Regions from separate parts of the Mus musculus genome. Here regions 1 and 2 are each linked to region 3. The links are chromatin loops, found by intact Hi-C in ENCODE. Cell type or tissue: left cerebral cortex. All regions are shown on one strand. Each heading gives the region's core, and the rest is flanking DNA. Links, peaks and the distances in the headings are about the cores only.

Region 1 (8,387 bases), core at 291-8,290, 1.6 Mb after region 3:
TCATTGTGGAAATTTGTCATATTGACACTGATGGAAGAAAAAGCCTGACTCTACGCAGATTAGCTCAGAGTGAGACCGAAATTCTTTACTTGATTTGATTGGCATTTATAAAAGTCCACTGGCACTCAGGTCTTAAACTTAGAAATTCCACTCCTGTGCATTTTTAGATGAGTCAGGGAAAGTAAGTTAAGACATATAAATCATCTTTGTAGAGAGAAATTCTCTCTTGTGTAATGGGGCCATCTCCAGGTGCATATATATATATATATATATATATATATATATATATATATATATATATGGTTGTTGTCTCAGCATTGATGGGTATTAGGCATTTCTACATAGCATATGATATGCATTCATTTCTCATTGTTAAAGTATTCCCATGTGTAAATTGCACTTACTCCTTATTTAGTATCATCATCTCAAGTAATATAACCTATATTTATATTAACAAAACTATTACCTAGTTTTCTCATACTTATGACTGTGTCCATACAAAACACAGATATCATTAATACGAAGCAGAAGAAAAGGAAATGCCTCTTGAGAACAGGGGCTGTTATCACAGTCATGAAGTTCAACCTCCCAGAATACCATGGAAGCAGCGAGCTAAAGGTCTCTCCACTGATCACTTTATAACAGAGGAGTTAGACGGAAGAGTAGAGCGTTCATTCTACTCAAAGTCATTGGCGGGCCAATATATTGAAGTGTTCTCATACGTAGGGACGTACATTTTGGGATACAAAGTCTTCCTGCAGTTCTCCACTTGCTTCTCTGCCTTTATCTCATATCAAACTATGGCTTTAGTAGATATATGGGGATGAACTGGTAAATTATCCCCGAATCATCGCAGTTTGTGATTATCCTCACAACATTTTAAAAACTGAGGGTTAAACTAGTAAAAACAAATAAAGTGTAAATGGAATAAAATTCCAAGTCCGTTGTGGCAATTCCAGGAACCTGTTTGGAACCACTTGAATCATGACTTGGTTTTAATAAAACAATAACTCCAAGATATTGAAGTTGGATGTTGGAGGACATATTTCATGTGCGAGCATCAAGAATACAGAGTAATTTAAATCCATTTGTTTCATAACTTGAACAACAACATGAAGTAACCAATACCCCCAGAGCTCGTGTCTCTAGCTGCATATGTAGCAGAAGATGGCCTAGTCGGCCATCACTGGGAAGAGAGGCCCCTTGGTATTGCAAACTTTATATGCCCCAGTACGGGAAAAGCCAGGGCCAAGAAGTGGGAGTGGGTGGGTAGGAGAGCAGGGCAGAGGGAGGGTATAGGGGAATTTTGGGATAAAATTTAAAATGTATATAAAGAAAATGTCTAATAAAAAAATAAATCAATTCTTTGACTCAGTAAAAAAAAAAGAAAGAAAGAAAAGAATACAGAGTAATGAAAGAGTTCTTATGGTATCTCCATTTCAACATTGATGCTTTACTTTTTTCTCTCATTGGTAGAGATAAACTTTTACAAACAATTTCCAACCCATGAGTAAATCCATTCAAAAACAATAAAACTCCTTCGAAAGTATGTCTTGGTATGATGAAGAGAAGCCTATAATTGCCTGAACCTTCCTTCCAGTTCTTACTGCTTGCTATGCAGCACATTAAGCCATTGTAAGGCTACTGAATATTTATGTTTACTGTAGTGGGAGTAAATGAATGAGCAAACTGTGCAGAAGCTTGTGACATTCACTCCACCACCTAGTTCCAGGTCACCACTGGCCTGAAAGAGAAGTACTCAACATCATGTGAATGCCTGCATGAATTGTTTTTCTGGCATTTCACAACTCCCCAAGAGTGTTTCCCACAGATTTTTTGACAGGAAGACTACTTATCAGAAATCTTTACTAGTTTCCCCAGCCCAGGTATCTTACTGTACTCCAATTTTATACACCTCAGGTTTGTCCACTTTGTATTAGCATTTGGTTTTTGTTTGGATTTTACTGTGCACTCCTATTCTTGAACATGCCCAACTTAGCGACTTCACTGGCAACCCTTTGAGGGCAGGGTCTCAAAAGTCTCTAACTTGTCAGAGCATCTTAGGCATTCTTGTGTGTGTTATATCTCTAAGATCAAAGGGTGATGATGTTTGTTGTTTCTTTGTTTTTAATGGCAGAGTGGGAAATTCAGTTGCTACTCCATGGGTAAGCTTCTCAAGGAATTTGTAGGAGGGTAAGTGTGCTCTGACTCAAAGTTAGAGTAACGATAATAAGTAATTCCAGCCTCACTTGTTAACACGTATTTCTGAACCTTTGCGTGTTTCACTTTTCTGGTTTGTTTGTCACGTAAACTCACAGTCATAACTCTCCTGTTAAAACTACCAGGAACATCACATACAACCCTGGATGGAAAGCATCCATATTTATAAGACTATGCACCTTGTGCCAATTTAGTCACCTCATACAATAATTTGCATTCGGACCATAAAAGCAATCTTTTCTCAGAATGTTAAAGCACAGAAAACTAAAGGCAGAGCTGGATGAAACACGGGCAATTTAAAGTACAACAGCAAAACAAGTATATCCTTGTCATTTCCAATTAACTTACAATCAATGTTTGACGGGCTTTCTAAGTTATCTAGGCATAAATAAGGTGAGAAGTCACAAATGTCCAGCCATGTGCAGAGACTGTGCAATGTCATCTTTGCATTTGGAACCCATATGTTAGTTTGCATACAAAACAGAACACATCTCAGAGAACATTACACCATACAAAATGTACATGCATGTATACATTTAGTCCTGGTGTTTTCACAGGTACACAGTGCCCCTTTTGGAGTGCAGCTATGAAAACATTGAGGATTTACAGGTGTGGCTACGTTCACACCTGTACATAGAACTATTTCAATGTTCGATCCATAATAGTGAAACATTCCTTTCTATTGTCTCTTAAAAGTAGTACCTGGACAAAAACTACAGCAAAACAATTTGAGTTTCTTTCTTTTTCTAAAAAGGAAATATTTAGTAAAATATTTTAGCATCATTATTATGTGTAACTTAGGCTATAATTTACGTCTTATTTTCCTCAATAGACACTTTTTTTGTAAAGCTTCCATTGTATCACTCTTTAGAAAAAAAAAAAAAAAAGAAAGAAAGAAAGAAAAGAAAGAAACAATGTGATCCCCGACAAGCTCCCATTATCTTAGTCACAATGAAATGAATATCTACATATAGGCACAATTCAGGACACAGAACAGTTGACACACAAAGGATCATCAGACCAGTTCATACCCAGAAGAGTTCCAGTGAGTAGTTTCTGTTGCACATATCAGCTCCTCTGCCCATGATCAGCGCTGCTTTGAAATACCTCAAAGCAATCTACACTCCGAACGCCGCATGCTTAAGTTCTTTATATTTTCAGAAATGGAAAGGCTTGTACGCTGAGTGATGACTTGCTGCGGTGGTCCGCCACAGACTTCCGAAACCCACCTCTGAGCTGAACCGGCTTAAGCCCAAATGCTCTGAGCTTCATTCTCAGCGGCGGGCAACTGGCCACTCTCTGGGCTGAGAATGCACTCTAGCTCGCCATCTGGAGGCTGCTCCACGAAACTACAGCGAATTTTTAACAGCTATGGGTGGAACAAGAAATGTCAGCAAATTCTTTGTTAAATAGGCAGCATACTGCTTTATTTACACACTTCGCTGATAAGAAACAGAAAAAAAAAGCAGAAAGACATAAAAGGAGGATAAAAGAGATGGAGGGAAGGAGAGAGGAAGAGGCGGAGAGAGGGTGAGAGAGAGGGAGGGAGCAAGGGACTGGGGAAGGAAGAGGGAAAAAGGAAGAGAGAGGGAGCTAGAAAAAGAAAGAAGGGAGGGGGAGAGAGGATGAAAAGGATGAGCGAGAGGATGGAGAGAGAGGAGAGAAAGAGGAGAGAGACAGGAGAGAGAGGAGAGAGAGAGAAGAAGAGATCGTCAGAAACGTTCATAGAGGGTATCATTCAGATCCCTGTGAATTTCTATAAAATTTATTGCTTTCATGTTTTACAATAAAATAAAAATACAATTATTTCATACATGCATAAATTCCACAAGAGTTCAATTTAATTTTCCACTTCTTGGCGATCCATCTCAAAGTAAAATAATCATCACACAGGCTGCTACCAGAAATTTCCACATCTTTGATACTTAACTCAAAGACAGCTTTGCAAAACAGAAATCTGGTGCCTTCACAGAGAACAGAAGCAGGTTAAAATGGGCTGTTACTTTAAAACAGTCACAGACCTTACCAGTAGAAATGTAACATAGTAACCAGATGAGTATGGTAACAAGATAGAAGCGGTTTCCCCTAGTTCCTGTGACCAGGGGTAATAAGATTTCCAAATTCCAACAGTGGTGTCTTCAATTATCTCCAGTGTCCCTTTAAAGGCTCTTCCAGTAAAGAATATCAAGTTTTAAGCACTGTTATGTAAATCAAATATTTAGAAGTTTTTCCACTGTAATGTCTAGTAGAAATCTGATTACTGCATATTTCTCTATTGCCTGCAGAGTGGATCAGTCATTCTTTGAGGATCCTATCAGGTAGATTCCACCATAGATCAAAATTTAGGAGTACTTTTTTTCCTTTACATTTTTGCATTGAAGCTACTTAACAAGAAATTTGTCTATAGAGATAGTGTATTTTTCTTGAAAATTATGAATCATCGTTAACTTCTGTACTCCGCAAGGCTCTTTTGGGAAATAGAAATTCTTAATTACCACAATTTAAGGCAGGAATTAAAAATGTACATCAGAATAAAGGTAGAAATTGCTTAATTGGTCTTTCAACTGAGTTGTTTATTTCATATTATGATTGAATGTTTTTTCCTAACATATTTAATTAAAATACTTTTTAATTTTATATGAGTATGTTTAAAACCATAACTTTTGGTGAGCTTGCGATGGCTTTAGAAAATACTTGTTGTGGTAAGATCTAAACATCTGTTGTCTGCTCTCTATACCCTTCACACATAAACTATTAAGAATGAGAATTTCTTAGCTAATTATATCCTAAATTACATGACTTCTATGCTGTACAGTCTAGTGATGTGTGGAAACTCTTAGACAGCCGAGATAATCAGAGTTTCAGCATAACACTGTAAGCAGAACCTTTTGGAAATTTGTAACTAGCAAAGAAACAGTAGACAAACAAATATATTTAATATTTATCAAAATATCTTATCTAAACATTTAATAGAAGCATGTAGATAAATTTAGAGAAAACATTTTCTTTAATGTTTGATGCTTCTATGGTCAGTGTTTATGCAAACATTTCTGCAAATTTGATGAGTAATTCTGTTAAAATAATAACTTATATATTCTTTGTGTAAAGAGAACCTTAAAAAGATACGTTTACTTCTGAATCACATAGCCAAAGACATTTAGTCTGTCTTTGTCTGCAACAGAACCTGGAAAGACAGAGTGTGAGGTGTTGTTTCTTTCAGAAGAGGTGGCTGTGGGCTAAAAAGAAGTTCTGCTATACAAGCAGCAGGAGGTATGGGTCCCTCCATGCATACTCTTTTGTCGGAGGTTTAGTCCATGGGAGCTGGGGGGGGGGGGGGGCTCTGGTTGGTTGATATTGTTGTTCTTTATGGGGTTGCAAATGCCTTCAGCTCCTTCAGTCTTTCACCTATCTCCTCCTGGACTTGTCAGGCATCAATGGGAGGGGAGGCCCTTGGAGCTGTGAAGGATCATTCCCCAGTATAGGGCAGGTAAGGCTGGAGTGGGTGGGTGGGGAAGCATCCTCATAGAAGCAGGGGGGCAGTAAAGGGTAGGGGACTTGTGAAGGGGAAACTGAAAAAGGGGATAACATTTGAAATGCAAATAAATAAAATAACCAATAAAAATAAAAAGCAAAAGGAGTTCTTATGGATACCTCTGGTCCTTCAAGAAGAGAAGAAAGCTTTTACTATACTCAGATCAGGGAACATAAAGTGAGAAAATATAAATCTCTAAATTGATATTTAGACAAGACAAAGTTATTTCTTTTCTTCTTTTAAAATATTTTGATATTTCGATCAACTCTACTCCCATTCTTTCTCCTTCAATTCTTCTCCTACAATCCCAACTATTTTTCCCTCCCAAACTTATGCCTGCCCTTTCTGAGTTTGGGTAAGTACATGGGTATTCTTTCAAAGACTGAATCCTGGAAAAAAATGCAACAAAGCAGACATTAACTATAAATAGCCCATTATTTAGGGGTGGGACTCCATAATTTACAATGTCAATTTTAAAGAAAGTATAAGGGCCAAAGGGACATATAATGAGGCCAAAAGAACTGATTACTAAATGTCCATCTTTATTAACAAACTAGGATAAGGGTCTGCATTAGATTTATGGTGTCATATAACAAACTACCAAAAGAAAATCTTACTGTGTTAGGCGAAATATATTTATCATATCTCAATTTCCCTATACCAGATAGTGTCCCGATTTACCTCAGATGTTCTCTGTTCTCAGAGTCCTACAAGGTCTAGTCTGGGTGTCAGATATACTGTGCTCTTACCTAGAGGGTTGACTAAGGAATAGTTGATTTGGAGGTTCCAAAAAACTGTCACAAAATTCATTTCCTTGGGGCTTTAGAACTCTTGCTGGCTTGTTTCTTCAAGGCCACCAAGAAAACATATTCCCTTGAGGAAGAAGACAAATACAATCTGCGAATATATGCCCCATTAAACCAGATCTGAAAGGGAAAAAAAAGCAATCCAAAATAAAACTTTCAGGGTCTTTAATTATATGTACAAAAACCTTTCACACTGGTTATATTTTATTGAGTAGAAAAGGGTAGATTCTGCAGAAAAGATGAAGATAATCCTGTGAGGAGTCAGTCAAGAATGTGTTAAAAACAGTATCTACACAAAGACTCACATGGTTCCTTGCTATTATTTAAGAGCTAAGTAGAACAGTCTGGGGAAAGTTGGAGTGTAGTCTTAACTACATGCTACACGTTAATAATATTTTCTTTCCGTAAGACTATTTAAAATACTTGTTAAATTGTTGTCTTTTTAACAGCTCTGCATAAGTATTGGTTCACAACACTTTGTCTGTGTTTTAGTAAAATAGCCAAAAGTTACTAGAATTAACATTTCATTAAATATGTAATAGAAAATGCTTACACAAGGGAAGTTCATTTCAACCTATTATATTGCTGAACATTGGATTAAAGATGGGGATGTATCTATTAAAGGGATATTATAGATGCATACTATATCAGTGAGGAAACTGAGTGTAACAAGAGCCCAGAGAAGTTATTTGGTCAGAAAAGGGAAAAGATGCAGAAGGTACAGGCATTAAATTGAAACTGTGCAGAACACTGGTACAGAGATAGCCCAAATGATGGTATACACTAGATGCATTCATGTCTCTGCACAAATCCTCTCATGGCTAATGTAATGTGCTCTCAGGTGGCTCTGCTTAATTCAACCAGGAATATACACCTGGCCACAAACGTTATACTCCCCCTCGCTGGCCAGGAATCTATGATGTGCTTGACCTTAATGAAAAAAAAAATGTCCAATTAGAGTTTTATGTGGAAGAAAAGTCAGATGGTTTCCAGTTTTGTAGCTAAAAGGTCATGCAGTAACTCTGAACTCTGTGCTTGCCCATGCAAAGGAAATTGATTTGAGGGAAGAAAATAATGCAAACTCAGAATGCCATTAAGGACAGCACTCCTGCCTTTGGTCCTTCAGTACATTCTCAAAAACGTCTTGTTACGGATTGTGCACAGTTCTACGAGTCAGGAGCACCACAATGAGCTCCAGTCCCTGTTCTCTGGAAAGCCATGCTTGTCAGGAGAGATCAGCAGAGACGAAGATATACCAGCAGGTGTTTAGCATATCCCTAGCATGGAAACTACAGCAATTAAAAGAAAGGCAATTCTGCAGTTCAAGATTAACTACAAGGAATCACTCTTCACGTGTTTTTCCTATGGTTGCAGGAATCTAGTCCAGCCTGATGACTAATTAGTACTGAGTAGGTGTGCTGAGTTCATCCTACAATGATCTACAATGCTCCAAAGTGAACTAAATGTTTTCTACAAATTGACGGTGACGATAGGAGACAATCATTAATCTGTATTCTTGTGTACTTTCATGAAAGAGACAAAAGATACTACAATTTCAACATATTAGTTTTAATGAATGCTAACCTTATGAAGTTAATTTCGAGTGATTATATTGTTGGAAGCAGCTATTTTTCAACATCATTTCCTTAAGAACATGGAACCCAAAAAGAAAAGTCTATATCTAAGAGAATCTTCCTTGGTGTTTCACAAATTTCTAATTCAAGATTATTATTTTATATGAATAAAAGTGTATTAGAGATAGATTTGAGATATGGAATTCACTCCTATTACCTACTTATAGGGGGTTAATTTGTTTCACACTAACTCCA
Region 2 (8,387 bases), core at 36-8,035, 930 kb after region 3:
CTGATGAGTTCTGAATTCGGCAGTTGAATCCTTCTCAACAGTCTGTGTTACGGGAACCTTTATAAACGTGATCCGCAGTTCTGGTTCTGGAATGAAGTATCCCTCCTGCGCCAGTCCGGAGTTTTTTCTCGTCCCGGATTTTCTCGTCCCGGAATTCGGCACCAATTGTTATTAGACGCGTTCTCACGACCGGCCAGGAAGAACACCACAGACCAGAATCTTCTGCGGCAAAGCTTTATTCTTACATCTTCAGGAAAAGAGAGCAAGAAGCAAGAGAGAGAAGCAAGAGAGGGAAAGAACGAAAACCCGTCCCTCTTAAGGAGCATTCTCCTTCGCCTCGGACGTGTCACTCCTTGATTGGCTGCAGCCCATCGGCCGAGTTGACGTCACGGGGAAGGCAGAGCACAAGTAGTCATAAGATACCCTTGGCACATGCGCAGATTATTTGTTTACCACTTAGAACACAGGATGTCAGCGCCATCTTGTAACGGCGAATGTGGGGGCGGCTCCCAACAAGTGAGAATAAAGACTTTGATGTATCAAAGCTACCACAGCTTGGTAGGGAGAATAAAACATTCTCCATAAGCTAAGGAGGGGGTAGGATTTAACACAGCAGGACACAGTAGTTCACAGGACAAAGTTCCAGTAGCCATAGACAATGACGTGTGGCCATGTACTTCATAAGAAATGTGACTGAGGTTGGTCACATAAAAAGAAGCAAAGTCATGCATAAGCCTGGCTAGCATTGCTCCAAGCGATTTACAGATCTGCTTGGCATTCACAGGGCACACTATCTCCCACCTGAGCCCTGCATCACACATAGTGCCTCATGAGGCATGCTGCTTACACTTCTCAATATGGCCTGGCAAGGGGAAAGGGAAACCACTTTCCACAGGGTCACGCAGGGAGTGTTCCTTACATGTGATTCTCCGTTAAGCTGCAACATTGTTCTAAGCTCAATCTCAAATTGCCAATGTGACACTTTGATATTTTCTTGCACAACTTTTGTAAGTCTTCTGTTTAATACCTGAATATTTGTGAGCCTAGATTAATAAATACAGCTAATAATTCAGTGTCTCAGAGTGGATGTTCATGCCAGTTCTGTTACTAGTGGGGATTTATATCCATACCATAGAGTTATTACCCATACCAAGTATACATTTTCATTATTAAAACCCAAAAATATGATCCCAAAGGAAAACACACACACACACACACACACACACAGAGAGAGAGAGAGAGAGAGAGAGAGAGAGAGAGAGAGAGAGCTTAAAGCAGAAAGAGATTATTTGAGATATATATGAGTAGAAAGGAAGTAAGAACAGAGAATAGTACCTTTAAGTCTCCCTCAGACTCTGAGCCTAAAATATATCCAACTACTTTTTAGGTGTAGGATACATATTTCTACAGTTCACTCTCCAAATGGTGTGCTCTGAAAATATTTATGAAGCTTAGAATTTATAAGAAAATACTGGACTCTCTAGGCTTGAAAGAAAATTTACAGCTTCAACCATGGACACCACATCACTTTGGAGAGGACTTAGGAAGCCGTAGATGCATTCCACATCATGTCTTGCCATCTTTCAGGATATGAAGACGCCTGGAAGAACCAGATTCCATTGTGCAAATCACAATTGGAACATGAATTCTAAGTGCTAAGAGGAAGCTGAGCTTGTGCGGGTGCCAAGCTAGTAGTCAAAATTGTAAGATGCTGGGAGAAAAGAAAATCAGACTCACTGAATTGGAGACTGTGGGTAAAGAACTGTGTCCCTTGTAATTCCAAGTACACGAATACTTTGGCAATGTCTATTCCTTATGAGTCATAGTGCCCTCTTGTGGTCAGATGGGAGAATAACCAGTAGTTTCCCAATTTTATATAGCCAAATTTAAATTGCCAGTGACAGAAAATAGGGCAGAATGAAACTCTGAAAGTTTTGAGATTAAGGCAACAGCCATCCAGGCACAATCAACTTTTTCTATGCTATATAGCATACATTGTTTAGATGAAGATAAAAATTCAACTCAGATTAACTATTTACAAATTAATTTAAAGTTTTAGAATAGATATGTTTTAGTCTGAGCATATATCCTAATGCTATATATATATTTTCTGAAAGTTTCAGGGTAATTTTCAAATATTAAAATGGAAGTTGCTGTTTTTTTTTAACATGATTCTTTCACATTACAAACTGTAGAAAGAATACAGTATAGATATCTTGTAAGGTGTCTCCACACTGAATTTCTTAAGAAATAAAAGTTTAAGTAGTGACAGGACTGCAAGTTCATGGAATAGAAAGTTGATAGTGTGAAGGTTTCAGATAAGGGACCTACATCCCCAGTTGGAAACAAGAAAAGGAAAGAAAAAATCAAGGTAGGAAAGGAGCAGGCATAACAAAAACGTCTTGCTCCCTGGCTTATTCTAACCACAGAAGACCAAAAATAGCAGCATGGCTTATAGGGACAAGGGAAGGAAGGAATGTGCCTCAAGGAGCTCAGAGCCTGCGTGAGACAAGCAGGAGCCACAGGAGCACCTGGCTGCCTCTTTGAATACATGCTTACACCAAGAAGACCTGTGGCCTACAAAGATCCCAGAGATGGAATGAGAAACCAGCAGAAATCCTACAGCTTTGTGATCCATTGCTTCATGGAGCCACATAGGGATACTGAGTGCTGCCTCAGTGTCAAATCAGCTGCAGGCAGGGACAACTTAGCAAACATCAATTCAGGACCACCAACTGCTGAGTGAAGCCCGAGCACACAAGAATGGGAATGGCTGTGTTCTAAAATGCACGAAAACTTGGCCCCGGGACCAGGAGTAAACTTTCAAATGTCATGTCAAGAAGAAACCATTTGAAGAACTTGCCCTAATAAATACTGCTAGACATTATCTTATATTTAAAAAAAATTAGAAAATTAGGAAAAGTATAAGGATGATCCTTCTCATACCACTAAGAGAAATAAGTTCATGTGAGACAATGAAGTCGATTACAATGATAAATATGCATGATCAGAGATAAAATATAAAACCAAACACAGAAGTCTGGGTCTTTAAAGTGCCTTTCCCAATAAGCTGGGGTTTTTCAAGCAAAACCCTCTTTGCAGCAAGCAATCCACTTTGGTAACAGCTTGGATGAGAGGATCAATTTTCTGTCCAAAGCAATTTTGTATTTGTCCTAACATCAACACGCACTATTTATCAAAAACAATACTTCTGAACAATTTATGTACTGCATAAGAGCAGCCTTATGCTATGTTTTTTGAAATAGAATTTTTGTTCCCGTTCTAGAATGCCTTGAAATAAATTTGAAAAGAAGCTAACCGACTCAAGAAGTTCCAAAGGATATTTTTAAAAAGCCAATAAGACTTGTTTACCAAAGTTTAGCCAAGTAACAAGGCATGTGTAGCTTTCAAATACTGGCACCCATTTCAGGCCATCAGATACAGCTCACAGCCAAGGTTTGAGTGCAAACAATTCAAGATATGCTGCAGAAAATGATACCAAATGTGATAATAAATGCCTTCTATAAAAACAAGACTTACTCATAAAAGGCATTCTTTGTGGACAGATAACTCACACCGACAGCTTGTGAATTCCAGAATTCTTTAGGCTGTTTTTCTCTGACTTTCTTTCTGGGACAAGTTTATAATGTTAACAGATCATCACCCAAAGAAGGTCAAGGATGCAGTTCAAAACAGAACTAAAGCTTTGTACTGTCCTAAAGAAAAATATTGTATCTGTAGGTGTATAGATAAGGAAAGAAATATCAAATGATGAAGAGAATCATGAGAAACATGCTTCCTAAATTAACTTTGCAAACATATACTTCTACCAAAATTTCTGAACCGCACACATTTTTAAAATTCATCCATTAATCTACTTACAGGGCTGCTTTATGCAGGCCTGCAAGCGTTTCGTTGTCTTTGTCAATTTGTCTGTAGTTCACTCTGGTAGGTGACATTGTTCTTGAGCAATAATCAATTGATGTCTCCGTGCCATCTGGCATTCTGTTGCTAAGCACAGCTGCAATGCTCTGAGACTAAGCGAGAGTGGCAAGAGGCAGGGTTCCTGTTCATCCCATATAACAGTTCTGACTACAGTGTCAATAAGTCCTTCCTCAACCACACCTGTCCCATAAACTGCTTCATCCTGGTAAGTGATGTACTACCAAGGCAACTCACTTAAAAATGAAGAAAATGGTTTATTTCAAGGAATACTTAAAATGTTTCCATCTACACCATGAGCTGAATGAGCTTAGGAGTAAGAACAGGTTTTAGTTTGGTGAATATAAATGTTTCACTAATGCCTTTATTATGTTATTTTTATTAATTTATCTTCAACATAACACTTTGTTGATTCCTTAGGAATTTCACATCATGCACCCCATTATAGGTACTTCCCCATCCTTCCTTGTCTGTAAGTCACCTTTCTGACCTCCCACTGCAAAAAGTAAACATCACATTAAAAAAATAAAAATTAGAATCAAAACAATAAGAACATAAAACAAGTAAGTCTAGTTTGTGTTATCTCTGCACTCACTGTAGCATGACGAAACTCTCTAGAGAAAGGGTCAAACCCTGGAATAGGATTGAGTCCTTCTCCTCCTGTACCTCTGGCAGAAGCCATCAATTGTGGACAGGTACACTTCAGTATCCATGTCACACTTCTAAAGAATTTTCCTGGATGACTGTCTTTTGCATGTTACTTTTTATAGAGTAGGGAGACAGTGGAGGTAGGTGTTGTTACAGAAGCCTGCCTTGTCTCTCTCTCAACTGTGCTTCATCAGTCATCTAGGTCAAAGTAAAATTAGCTTTGTTGTTCTCTATCCAGCTGGAGCATGGACCATAGACTCCCACATGGCCATTGATGATAGCACAGACCATGAGCATGGCCCTCAGATGCATGGCCATGGATGCAGATAAGGCACTTTGAGGCAGCACAGAACTTGGACCACTCAAATCACTACTGTTTCCTGTGGCAGTATGGGCAATGGGAACCAACATGGCCTGAGGCACAGCTCAGACCAGGAACATCTGCGTGGCTTTCAGTGGTAACTTGGACAAGGGCATCAACACAAACCCTTGCTGCAGTAGGACCATGAACATAAACTTGGCCCTCACAATACCTATATCATTGCATTAAAAATTCTTATTGAAGGACTGAAGCACCCACATTGAGCTTGAGCTTCATGTGGTCTGTGAATTGTATCATGGATATTATGAGCTTTTGGGCTAATATCCACTTATCAGTGAGTGCATACCATGTGTGTTTTTTTGTGACTGGGTTACCTCCCTTGGGATGAGTTACCAAACACAGACACACTTGTGCATGACAAGAAATGCTTGCTGACAGGAGCCTGATATAGCTGTCTCCTGAGAGGCTCTGCCACAGCCTGACAAATACAGAGGTGGATGCTCACAGCCAACCATTGAACTGAGCATGGGATCCCCAATGAAGGAGTTAGAGAAAGAACTGAAGGAGCTGAAGGGGTTTGCAACTCCATAGGAAGAACAACAATAGACACCAACTAGACACCCCCCCACCCCGAGTTCCAAGAATTAAACCACCAACCAAAGAGTATACATGGAGGGACCATGGCTCCAGAAGCATATGTAGCAGAGGGTGGCCTTGCTGGACAAAAAGGGAGGAGAGGCCCTTGGTCCTGTGAAGGCTAGATACCCCAGTGTAGGAAAATGTGAGGGTGGGGAGGCAGGAGTGGGTAGGTAGGGTGGGAGAAACCCCCATAGAAACAGGGGGAGGGGGATTGGATAAGTGGTTTTCAGGAGGGAAACTGGGAAAAGGGATAAGATTTGAAATTCAAATAAAGAAAATATCCAATAAAAACTCTTATTGAAAATTTTGCATTCATATTTGCTCACTTTTTCATTGAAATTCAATAAAATATTTTTCATTGAGTCAGATACAGCTATTAATAAAGGCCTACATAATTTACCACTGTATTCTTTATAAGAAGTTTCAGTTATTAATAACTAGGAGTGTCCTAGAGAAACATAGTATGTAGTACACTAAATACCATACTACTAAGCTAAAACAAATCTTATCAAGACAGTTTTCAGAATATTGATTTTAAAACACTATAAATTTTTTTGAATGTGGTGAATTTTACAAAAACCTTGTTCAAACCGAGAAGAATAGCATACTGCAGTCTAATGACTGATACCTGTGTGCCAGTACATTCCATGGACTGTTGGTATTCTATTCCTGACTGGCACAATCAGCATGAGCCACCTTAGAGATGTATCTGATGAGGTCAAGAGTGTCCTCCTGGATTTGTTATCCCAGATGTGAGTGCTTTCTCGAGATGAAAGATTTATGTCTACCCTACAAATTCGCTGTCCTGAGAGAACCCAGTAGGAATACAAGTAGTATTGAGTCCAATGGAGAACAGAACTGACAAAACTCCAAAGTAGATAACCACCTATAGCAGATGAAGAGTTTCAATAGACACACCCAGCTATGAGAAACGCTTTTGAACTCTGCATTTTCTCTTCATAACAACAACAACCTGTCAGAGGAAAGGGAACCCTGCACATTGAACAGTTCGTAGGAAAATGTTCTTCATGTTTTACATATTCATTAATCTTGCAAGAAACTTCCAGATTTCTCTGATATTTATATAACATGTTGAATGACATTTGAACAATGCTGTAAGTGAAAGATAAGCAATAGGATGGCCTTCTAGTCTATAACACAGGTTTGTGGCCAAGAAACCCAAGATACTTCCCATACCTTAATCACAGAATTCAACTGTAAGAACCATGTTCAAGTATCACCTGTAATGCTGACTTTAAGTGCTTTTGTTGAAATGTATGAAAAACAGAAATGAGGCAAATTATTCACTTAGCTAATATTGTATACTTGTTTCACTCTTACATCTATTATATTGCCATATCCATGCAACTTATCTCAATAATTTATGAATATAACTGACCAGAAGTGTCAGTCATGAGTTTCTCTGAAGCACACATGGCCAGTTTCTGACAATAATGCCCAGGCTCCAGATTTGCTTGGTTCCCACCTCTGTGGCAACAGTCTGACATGGAAGTTTCCAAAGCAGGGACCTCAATTGGCTGAATGTTAACATCCTCAGGGCTATCACAAGAGGACAAGAGAGTTAAAGGTGAACTGCCTGATATAGCAGTGTTTTCTGCTTTTTTCCTTCTGATAATTTAGAGTCTGTCTTGTTCTTGTTTGCTTAGATCCTTGATATGCAGTGAGGATTTCCTTTTTAAAATAATTTTATTTTTAATTCGAGAATTTCATACATTCATTTCTTGTCTCTAATTCTTCCCAGATCTGTGTCCACATCCCTGCCCATCAAACACCATGTTCATTCTTGTTCTTTAAAAAAAAAAATCCATTGACTCCAGTTTGTGTTGCTAAATAATCTTGGGTGTGTCAATTGTCCTGGAGAGTTTTCTAATTATCAAGGGTCATATCCTTAAAGAAAACTGAATCATTTTTTCCAAGACAGTATCAATTGTTGCTAGTACCCCAGATGTGGAAAAGTCTTCATGCCCACAATCCCTACTCCATAGCAAGGTTTTTTTTTTTTTTTTTTTTTTGTTTTTTTTTTCTGGCTTGAGCTTGAAGAGTCTGTGTGTATCCTGTCATAATTCCAGTGGGTTCATATGTATATCCTCACTGTTGTATTTAGGAAATAGTTTTCTTGAATTCACCCTCTACCTCTGTCTCTTACAGTGTTTCTACTCTCTCTTTCACCATAATCCTTGAACTTTGGAAGGTAGGCTAGGACACAAACACCCTCTTAGTCCTCTGCAGTCCAAGGTCTCTGTGTTATTTACAATCCACTGCAAATACCTGCTACTCTGATAAGGTTTAAGTGGTGCATTAATCTACCACTGTAATATAAGCCAATAGGAGTTGTTTTAATATGTTCATTTAGTAGAATAACAGTATTAACTTTTATTAAAGGTCTATGATCTATTTAACCATAAGTTATTGGCCCATATAATAGTATCACATGGATTTCATCTCATGGAGTAGGCCTTAAATTCTATCAAGTTATCCGTAGAACATTAATTCTACAATTTCCCAGTAGGCATGCCTTATCAGTAGTTATATTTAACAGACTTTGTGGATTAAAAAGGTTAATGTTTATTTTTCTTCTCTAGAAGCATACAAAACATCATCCAGCACTATGAAAGTTAGCCAAGATGGATGAAGCATCCAGGTTATATGTCCTTGATTTTTTCATGTATGTATGACTCAAATATGTGATATATATAGCAGTAGGGCCTTAATTTCAAATTATTGAGGGTAACAAAAAGCAACAACAATAGCCTGCAGTACAGTAGGACTACTTGAACCCATTGGTCAACAACTCAAAAAGAAGTATTCCGTTCCT
Region 3 (8,387 bases), core at 146-8,145:
TCAAATATAGTTTATCAAAAATATATCATTTAAGACTTTCAAAAGAAGAATAATTTGAGAGAACTATATTTTCATAGAAAATGAAAAATCATCACATCTAAACATATATAATATGGTATCTTGCCTTCACTTTCTTCTTTGCCATGCCCACGATCAAACCCATGACTTTGCACATGACTCCCACATGCTTAACCACTGGACTGCAATTGTAGCCCAGTTTCTCCATATGAGAGTGTCTGAAATACATGGGTCTCTGGAGTTCATACTATCATGCTAGATTTTCTAATGAAATGCACTGAAAGAATGTTTAAATATCTGTTACTTTATTTGGTTCTAGTCACAATTCTGCCAAATAGTACTAATGCTTATAAAAGAAAATAACAGTCTCAGTAATTTTTTTCCATGTAATTTTTTTCATTGTGAATTAAGTAGAGAAAAGTGAACCCAAGCTCTATTTTTGAGTCCTTATATCAATTTTTACCATTTTCTCATGCTGTCAACTAGTGGGTTTATTTACACCATTTTACTGAATGCATGCCAGAGTTTTAAGCCAGAGTTACATTTTTTAATAAACCCCTATTTGTGTTTGACTGCTCACAAGTGGTCTCATTTATTCCTATATCCAAACAGTACACAGTAAACTCAGTTTCAAGGAGTAGAAGCCAAGCATTTTTATGATTTTTTTTCTTATTAAGCAGGAAAGGTATGCTGAAGAGTTAACAATTGGTCACAGCCTGTGGGTACTTAACAGGCAGTTAAAACTATCAGATATTTACTTTGGAAGTCTCTGCATATTGATAATGACTACCATAGGCATTTATTTTTCACAGTTGTAAATAGAGTTTAGCTGATAATGATGGCTAATAGGAATATTCTCCAATAAAGAAGATAGAACACAGTCATTATTCTTTACTATAGCTGTTGTTGTTATCAAATCTATTTGGTAGCATGGAAAGTCCGTTTGTATCGTCTTAACTACTCCTGTATTATGAATTTCTTCCCTTAACGAGAATGAGAAGCTTTAAAGACCACACTGAGAAGGCATCTATCATCAGTGCCAACTTAAGTTAATAAACAGTTCTGCGTTTTGCAGCACATTAAAACTGAATTACTTAGAACTACAGGTTTTAAAGCAGAGACTGAAAATCCTACTTGCTAAAACTGGGGAAAAATTCATCCTAGATCATGATTGGCTTCATTAAATCACTTTTATGTCTTTTTAAACCTAGATATTCTTTGTTTATTTTGTTAAGCAAAGTACCAGGGAGTTTGTGTATCTTTACTTGAAGAAAATGAGAGTTTTATGGCATTGGAAATGTTATATTAAAGGCTTTATCTGAATAGTAAAATAGCTTCCTATTCTTTTGGTCCTTACAGAAATGGTAACTTGGTTGGCAGCATTGGCCAAGGTTGAAGCTGTATCAAAGTTATTTCCTGAGGCTAAAGGAAGATTCATAAATTGTGGTGGCTAAAATAAAACTATTCCCCATAGACTCAGCCGTTTGTAACTCAGCTGGTAGCATTATTGAGTAAGTTGACAAAGTGTGGCTTTCATAGAGGAAGTAGTTAACTCGAGGCAGACTTTAATGTCTTAAGGTCATTTGCCAGTTCACTTCCTTTACTTTTTGTTATTTTACATTTTTTTTAAAATTTCATTTAGCATTTTTTTCCTTTTCTTTATTGGATACCTTATTTATTCACATTTCAAATGTTATCCCACCTACTGGTTCCTCACCCCTCCCTCCCTGAAAACCTGCTATGCCTTCTCCCATTCCCCTGTTTCTATGAGGGTGTTCCCTCCCCCCACCCAATTCTGATTCCCCACCCTTGTTGTCCCCTACATGGACCTCTCCTCCAATTGATGCCCAACAAGGCCATCCTCTGCTACATATGCAGCTGAAGCCATGTATCCCTCCATGTGTACTCCTTGGTTGGTGGTTTAGTCCCTGGGAGCTTTGAAGAGTCTGGTTGTTTGATATTGTTGCAAACACCTTCAGCTCCTTCAATCCTTTCTCTAACTCCTCCATTGGGGACCCCATTCTCAATCCAATGGTTGGTTGGCTCTGAGCATTCACCTCTGTATTTGTCAGGCTTTGGCAGAACCTCTCAGGAGACAGCTATATCTGACTCCTGTCAGCATGCACTTCTTCTGATTCAACAGGAGAGTCCTCAGCTTCCTGCTCTTGCCACCATTGCTTTTATCTTGTGCCATTGATTATAAGCTTTTTGGAACAATAAACCTATTTTTCTATAAGGCACTTTTTCAAAATATTTTACATAGTGATAGAAAAGTAGCTAAGAAACCAAGATAAATTCAGACTCAAAAATGTGGCAAAGAAGATGAAAACAGCATATGGAAGACTTGAAATAGTTCGTCTTCAATGGTTTTTAGAATCAGTGGATAGTAAAATTATAATAATGGATATTAAGAGACATCTGAAAGATACAGAGTGGGAAGCCTTAGATTTATGAGTGAATTTGGAAATAATACACATAAATCTCATGCTATCACTACTGATTTAGTGCAAAGATTGGAGTATATAATTCTGTCATATATTATCCACAGTAATGGAATTCCAATACAGAAGAAACCATTTATTTTGAGGATAATAACTAGAAAATTAGCATATTTTATTTTACTATAATCTAAAATGTCAAAGATTACTAAAAATGCTTATATTTCATAAAATTATGCTTTGAAAGATAAATATATTTATCAAAGTCTTGACAATATCATCACTATGCTAGAGAAATTAAGCCACAATAAGATATTGCTTCTCCTAGGGTGGCTTTAATACTAATAAGGAAAATGCTAAACATTGGCATGATGTAGATAAATTATAAGACCAACAGAATGCTAGTGGGAATAAAACATTGGTGATCCATGAACCATACAGAAAGATTGTGGATGTTTTCTTACAATGTTAAAGCAAAGGTTATCTTTTGATAATTCCACCCCACTACTAAGTATATGTTCAAAAGAATTGAAAACTATTATTCAAAGAAATATATGTCCACAAAGTGTTTACAGTAGTTAAACACTGCAGCTATCTATATATATACACATAGAAATATATACACATTAATATTACATCATACATATGCTAATATTCTATTATATATGTTAATTACTCCAGTGTACAGGCCTAAATTGGTGTTCTATTACATGTTGTTTAACTAAAGTTGTATGTCTTCATTCCCAGAAAATATTCACAAATTTCTGGTTGATAACAATATATTTTAATGTTCAAAACAAATTTATTAGCTAATACTTGAATTTATGCTAAGAAAATTACCTGTGTGCCCCAGATAGACAGAAGAAGAGTTGTCATCAAAAATATCATCATATATAAATACTTTAGAAACACATGATTTCACAGAGAAAAAAGTGACTAGTAATAGGTTGAAATCTAATTTTATGTTGAAATAAATATTTGTCTCTGGGAGTAAGACTTTACTATTGAGAAAATAATGTGCTAATATGAAATGTACTTGGGAGATAACTGTAATTATTGATAAAGGAACAAAATATACAGAAAGGGTTTACAGTTTAGGTTAAGAAGTTTACTTAATAATATAGAGTGATAACCATCATAATGCCTTAAAGTATTCATGAAGTTTGAAAATCGAAGAAAACTGAAGCGTTTGATACAGAAGATTAAGGTACATAAATATCACCGCCTTTTAGGAAAATGTAGCATAAATCTAAAGCAAGAGAATTCACATACAATCTTTAACAAATAATCTTAATAACTAATCATAAAAGTAGTAAATTTTAGAAAATTATGTTGTAAATTGAATTAATGTTAGTGAAGGACAGAAAGGCAAATGCTTGCAGAAGTCTTCCTTATAGAATTTTAGCAAATTGACATTTAGAATGTATCTATAGACAGCAGTAATTCTATGCCCACTAGATGGAGTATGATACAACCATTTTAGAGAATCTAGATATGCTCAGAAATGGCACTGACCCTAAAAAAAACAGGTTGAGTGTATTATATAAATTAGCCTAAGATTGTACATATATTTTTCATGAAATGTTTCAAAATTCTAATGTTGAAATTATGTCTTGTTTCTTGCCCTGAATTTTTCTAAGAAAAAAATTAATTTTTACTAAAATATTATTGTACCTCAAAAATATGAGTAAAAATCATTTACTTTTTCAGAGAAAAATACTGTTTATAAATAAATATGTCCAAAATAATAATTAGGTGAGGAATGGCAAGGCTAATTATAAAGACATTATTATGTTTATATTATTTTAATTATCCAAGAGATGGAAGCAGAAAAACCTGATGTTCAAGGCTTACATGGGCTACATGAACCCTGTTTCAAAACAACATGCATAGCAAAATGACTGAAATGTTTTTGCAATTCTTAGGCAAATGAATGGAACTAGAAAATATCACCCTGAGTGAGGCCACCCAATCACAAAAGAACACACATGGTATGCACTCACTGATAAGTGGATATTAGCCCAGAAGCTCAGAATACCCAAGATACTATTCACAGACCACATGACGCTTATGAAGAAGGCCAAAGTGTAGATCCTTCAGGCCTTCCTAGAAGGGGTAAAAAAATACTCACAGGAGCAAATACAGAGACAAAATGTGGAAGAGACATTGAAGGAAAGGCCATCTAGAGACTGCTCCACCTAGGGATCCATCCCCTATGAGTCACCAAACCCAGACACTATTGTGGGTGCCAAAAAGTTCATGCTGACAGGAGACTGATAGCTGTCTCCAGAGAGGCTCTACTGAGCCTGACATGTACAGAGGTGAATGCTCACAGCCAACCATTGAACTGATCACAGGTCCCCATGGAGGAGTTAGAGAAAGGACTGAAGGAGCTGAAGGGGTTTGCAACCCCATAGGAAGAACAACAATATCAACCAATCAGAGCTCCAAGGTTGTAAACCACCAACAAAGGAATATACATGGAGGGACTCATGGCTCCAGCCGTATATGCAGCAGAGAATGGCCTCATTGGGCATCAGTGGGAGAAGAGTCCCTTGGTCCCATGAAGGCTGAATGCCCCAGTGTAGAGGAATGTGAAGGCAGGGAGGAGGGAGTGGGTGATTGGGTGGAGGTGCACCCTCATAGAAGCAAGAGGAGGCGGGACAAGATAGAGGGTTTCTGGGGGGGAAATTGGGAAAATGTTTATACTTGAAATGTAAACAAATAAAATATCCAATAAAAAATTTTTAAAAATGAAAGAAAGAAAATAGATACAAATAAGCATGCTTGTTGTAGGGAGAATACCACAGCAGTCAGAGGAAATTATTTCTGTTGCATAAAATTCTTCAAAAGAAATCTGCCTGACAGCCTGAATTTAAAGGCTGGAAGTGGATATCTTGATATGCCATGTGTAAGTTCTTTGCAGAGAAAGGGCCCAAAAATATAAGACCCACTGGGAGTCGAGATACTAACAACTCATCAGGCATGAGTTAGAACCTAGTCCATAGCTGTAGGTATGAGGCAGTGAGATAAGCAATGAGTTCCAATTATGTGGTCAGAAATGAAAAGAATCACCAATTTGAATGAACCTCAAAACCTCTTGAACAGTGTGCTAGCTAGTGTTTTGGCTTGTTTTCCTTGCTAGTTGTGTACAGTCTCTGAAAGTCCCTGCTAAATCCATTGAAAGTTACAATTAAGTTCTGTGAGCTTCAAGATTTGTAAATTATTATTTTCGTTTCCTCTGTGATTTTAGATACTTTTTAATTAAAACATAATTATCTACTTGCCATTTTCCATTTCCTTCCTCCAACCACTTTCTGCTTTCTCCTTCTCCAACGTTTTCTAAGTTCCCCACTTTACTCTCAAATTAACAGCTTCTTCCTCATGTACTACTAATACATACATATCTACAAATATTTCATAACAACCTGCTTGCTCTTTTTGCTGTTGTTTTGTATATATCATTTTAGAGATGACTACATAGTATGAGGAAACAATTAGGAGTCTAATCCCTAGGAATAGCTACATCTTCTTTTCTCAATAATCACCAGTCACTTATTCTTCTGTGTCTACAACTGGGGCCTTGTGAAATTATCTCACAGCCACATTAACATATCTATTGATATTGTCATTATTCAGGTCTACTCTGTGCACTCATTTGTGTGAGAGACAGCTTTACAGTAGACTTATTTGTATTCTGCTTCTAATGATCTTTCTGTGATGTTACTTAAGCCATCGAGGCAGGAGCTGTGATGTAAATATATTCTCTGAGATCTGTTGATTGGTACATTACGCCATTCATAGTTTTTATCCGGAGTTCTAAAGAGAAGCCTTTTTGATGAGGGGTGATTGTCATATTTATCAGTATATACAAGAATAAGATTTACATATATTAAGGAATTATGGTGGTCTAGCAAAATTGCAATAGTCCATAATTTTTCTAAGGTCATTACCGCACAAGCCTTTGGAAACTGGGTAGATTTTCAATATCAGGCGTGATTTGCCTCTTTTTGCGTGGACCGCAACCACATTAGATCTTTGTTGGATTCCACCATTATATTAATTCAACACACATAGTTTGTAGGTTCATCATTTTACGTCTGCATATTCCTTACCCAGTGTGGTGATTTGAATGAAAAGAACTCCCATTACCTTACATATTTGAATGTTTGGTCTTCAGTTAGTGGAACCATTTGGGAAGGATTAGCAAGTATGCCCTTGTAGGTGGGTTTTGAAGTTTCAAAACCTGTTTCATTTCTAATAAGCTCTCTTTTTACATATCATAATTTAGAATAAATATGTAAAGTCTCTCCTACTGATCCAGAGTCAAATCCACCTGTTGATTATAAACCACCATGGTGGTTATATACTCCAACATTCTGAAGCCTTAGAACCCATAAACTCCTTGTTCATGGTATCTCTTCATAGCAACAGAAAAGTAACTAGGATATATGATCTCAGAAGAAAACTTTAAATGTGATTTGTGCAATTTTTCATGTGGTCAGTGCATGCACAGAGGAAAAAAGATTCTCAGCTTGGTAAAATGTTGTTACATGATTTCCAGATATGATTGCTAATGATGAAACAGAGGGGGAAAGTTAGAGTATACAAATTATTACTTTTGTGCCACTTAAAGGAAGTGTCCAAGGAGAGAACCAGCTGAAAGGCAATTTAATGTCCGAGTCCTTAAGACTTGGTAGAATTCTATATTCCTTCAAGAACGTGTTGTTTCCAAAAATATCTATTCACTGGAGCATCTATTTGTAATACTTACAGCAACGAGAGGGCTTTTGAAAGGTTCTGACACCTAGAGAAGTATATTTTTCTATAAACAGTCATGGATATTCTGCTAGGTCCTAAGTGTCAATATTAATCATAATATGTAAGTTTCCACTATATGTTACTGAGTTAAGTCTTAGTGCTTTGACTGTAAGGCACAAACATATTTTGTTTGCTGTTTCTAACAAAAGTATTATCAGACTGCTTATTAGAAATGTGGAATATTGAATTATCATACATTGTAAAATTTTGCATCTTATAAATATTTCCAGATTTTTCAGATATTCATTAATTACTGGTAACTGCCTTAACTGTGGGTCAAGAAATAATAAGGTGCCTGCCACATGTCTCAGCAGGAGAGTCACAAAAATCATTAAAGAGAATTATTGTTTGTGTGTGTGTGTGTGTGTGTGTGTGTGTGTGTAGGTGTGTTGTGTGGTATGGGTAGGTGAATATATGGTATGTGTGTACGTTTGAGCATGCGGATACCTATAGTTAACATTACGAATCGCTCTCTGTGCTTCCTACTCATTTTAATTCGCAGTCTTTCAATTGATCTCAGAGTGTGTTGAAATGGCACATCACACTATGACACTTATTAGCAAACAAAACAAAAATATGTTAAAATTAGATAGAAATTCAAACAATTTTCAAATTGGCCATTAAAATAATTCTGCCACTTTTTGCCACATTGGTGGATATGAAGTTACAATCTCAGCATTGATGACTTGATTGCTATATATATATATATAAAAACACATATAATAAAATCACTGAAGAGTCTTTGGATTCTGAACTGTAAAGTATTGAGCAAAGATACAATTTTATATATAAGTGAGTCAATCTTACTGTTTGTTAATTTTCTTTCATTTCATCAGTGTTAAATCATATATGTATACTACAGAATTGTTTTGAAATAAAGTTCTTTATGGTTTATTATCATGAAATATCTGTTTTGAGTACTAATTTTATATATCTGCATATATAGGCTCACCTAAAATTTTCTTGATTAAAATGCACTAAAATGAAAAATATCTTTAAATTCCTGTTCCAGAATAAAGATAAAAAAAGTGCCTCAGTGTGTGTTAACAAGGAACATTATCCACACAGTACAGGGGTTCCTGAAGAGGATGGGCTATCTACCTTATTACT

What was found. A loop is a pair of places that touch in the nucleus more often than their neighbours do. Peaks named below come from ENCODE experiments on the same cell type or tissue, not always from the same donor. Only the 100,000 strongest peaks of a DNase experiment are listed, where the experiment ranks them.
Region 1: a loop joins it to region 3, with 10 times the contacts of the local background. A loop is called at or near these places in 2 of 42 quality-filtered maps.
Region 2: a loop joins it to region 3, with 2.3 times the contacts of the local background. A loop is called at or near these places in 2 of 42 quality-filtered maps.

What each region holds. Positions count from the first base shown.
Region 1 is chr3:73,061,447-73,069,833 of GRCm38, reverse strand. It overlaps Gm20754 (predicted gene, 20754), which reads right to left and starts at 3,483. Exons shown (of 5, transcript NR_040557.1): 1 at 3,252-3,483. In left cerebral cortex, for the core only: a CTCF peak has its summit at 3,559 (motif pointing left); a DNase peak (open chromatin) is centred at 3,520; H3K4me3 peaks cover 1,708 bases; H3K27ac peaks cover 864 bases.
Region 2 is chr3:73,725,312-73,733,698 of GRCm38, reverse strand. No RefSeq gene overlaps it. Among named protein-coding and RNA genes, the nearest start is that of Bche, 21 kb to the right of the region's middle. In left cerebral cortex, for the core only: a CTCF peak has its summit at 1,839 (motif pointing left); DNase peaks (open chromatin) are centred at 1,818 and 3,415.
Region 3 is chr3:74,652,901-74,661,287 of GRCm38, reverse strand. No RefSeq gene overlaps it. Among named protein-coding and RNA genes, the nearest start is that of Gm6098, 330 kb to the right of the region's middle. In left cerebral cortex, for the core only: a CTCF peak has its summit at 3,909; a DNase peak (open chromatin) is centred at 3,914.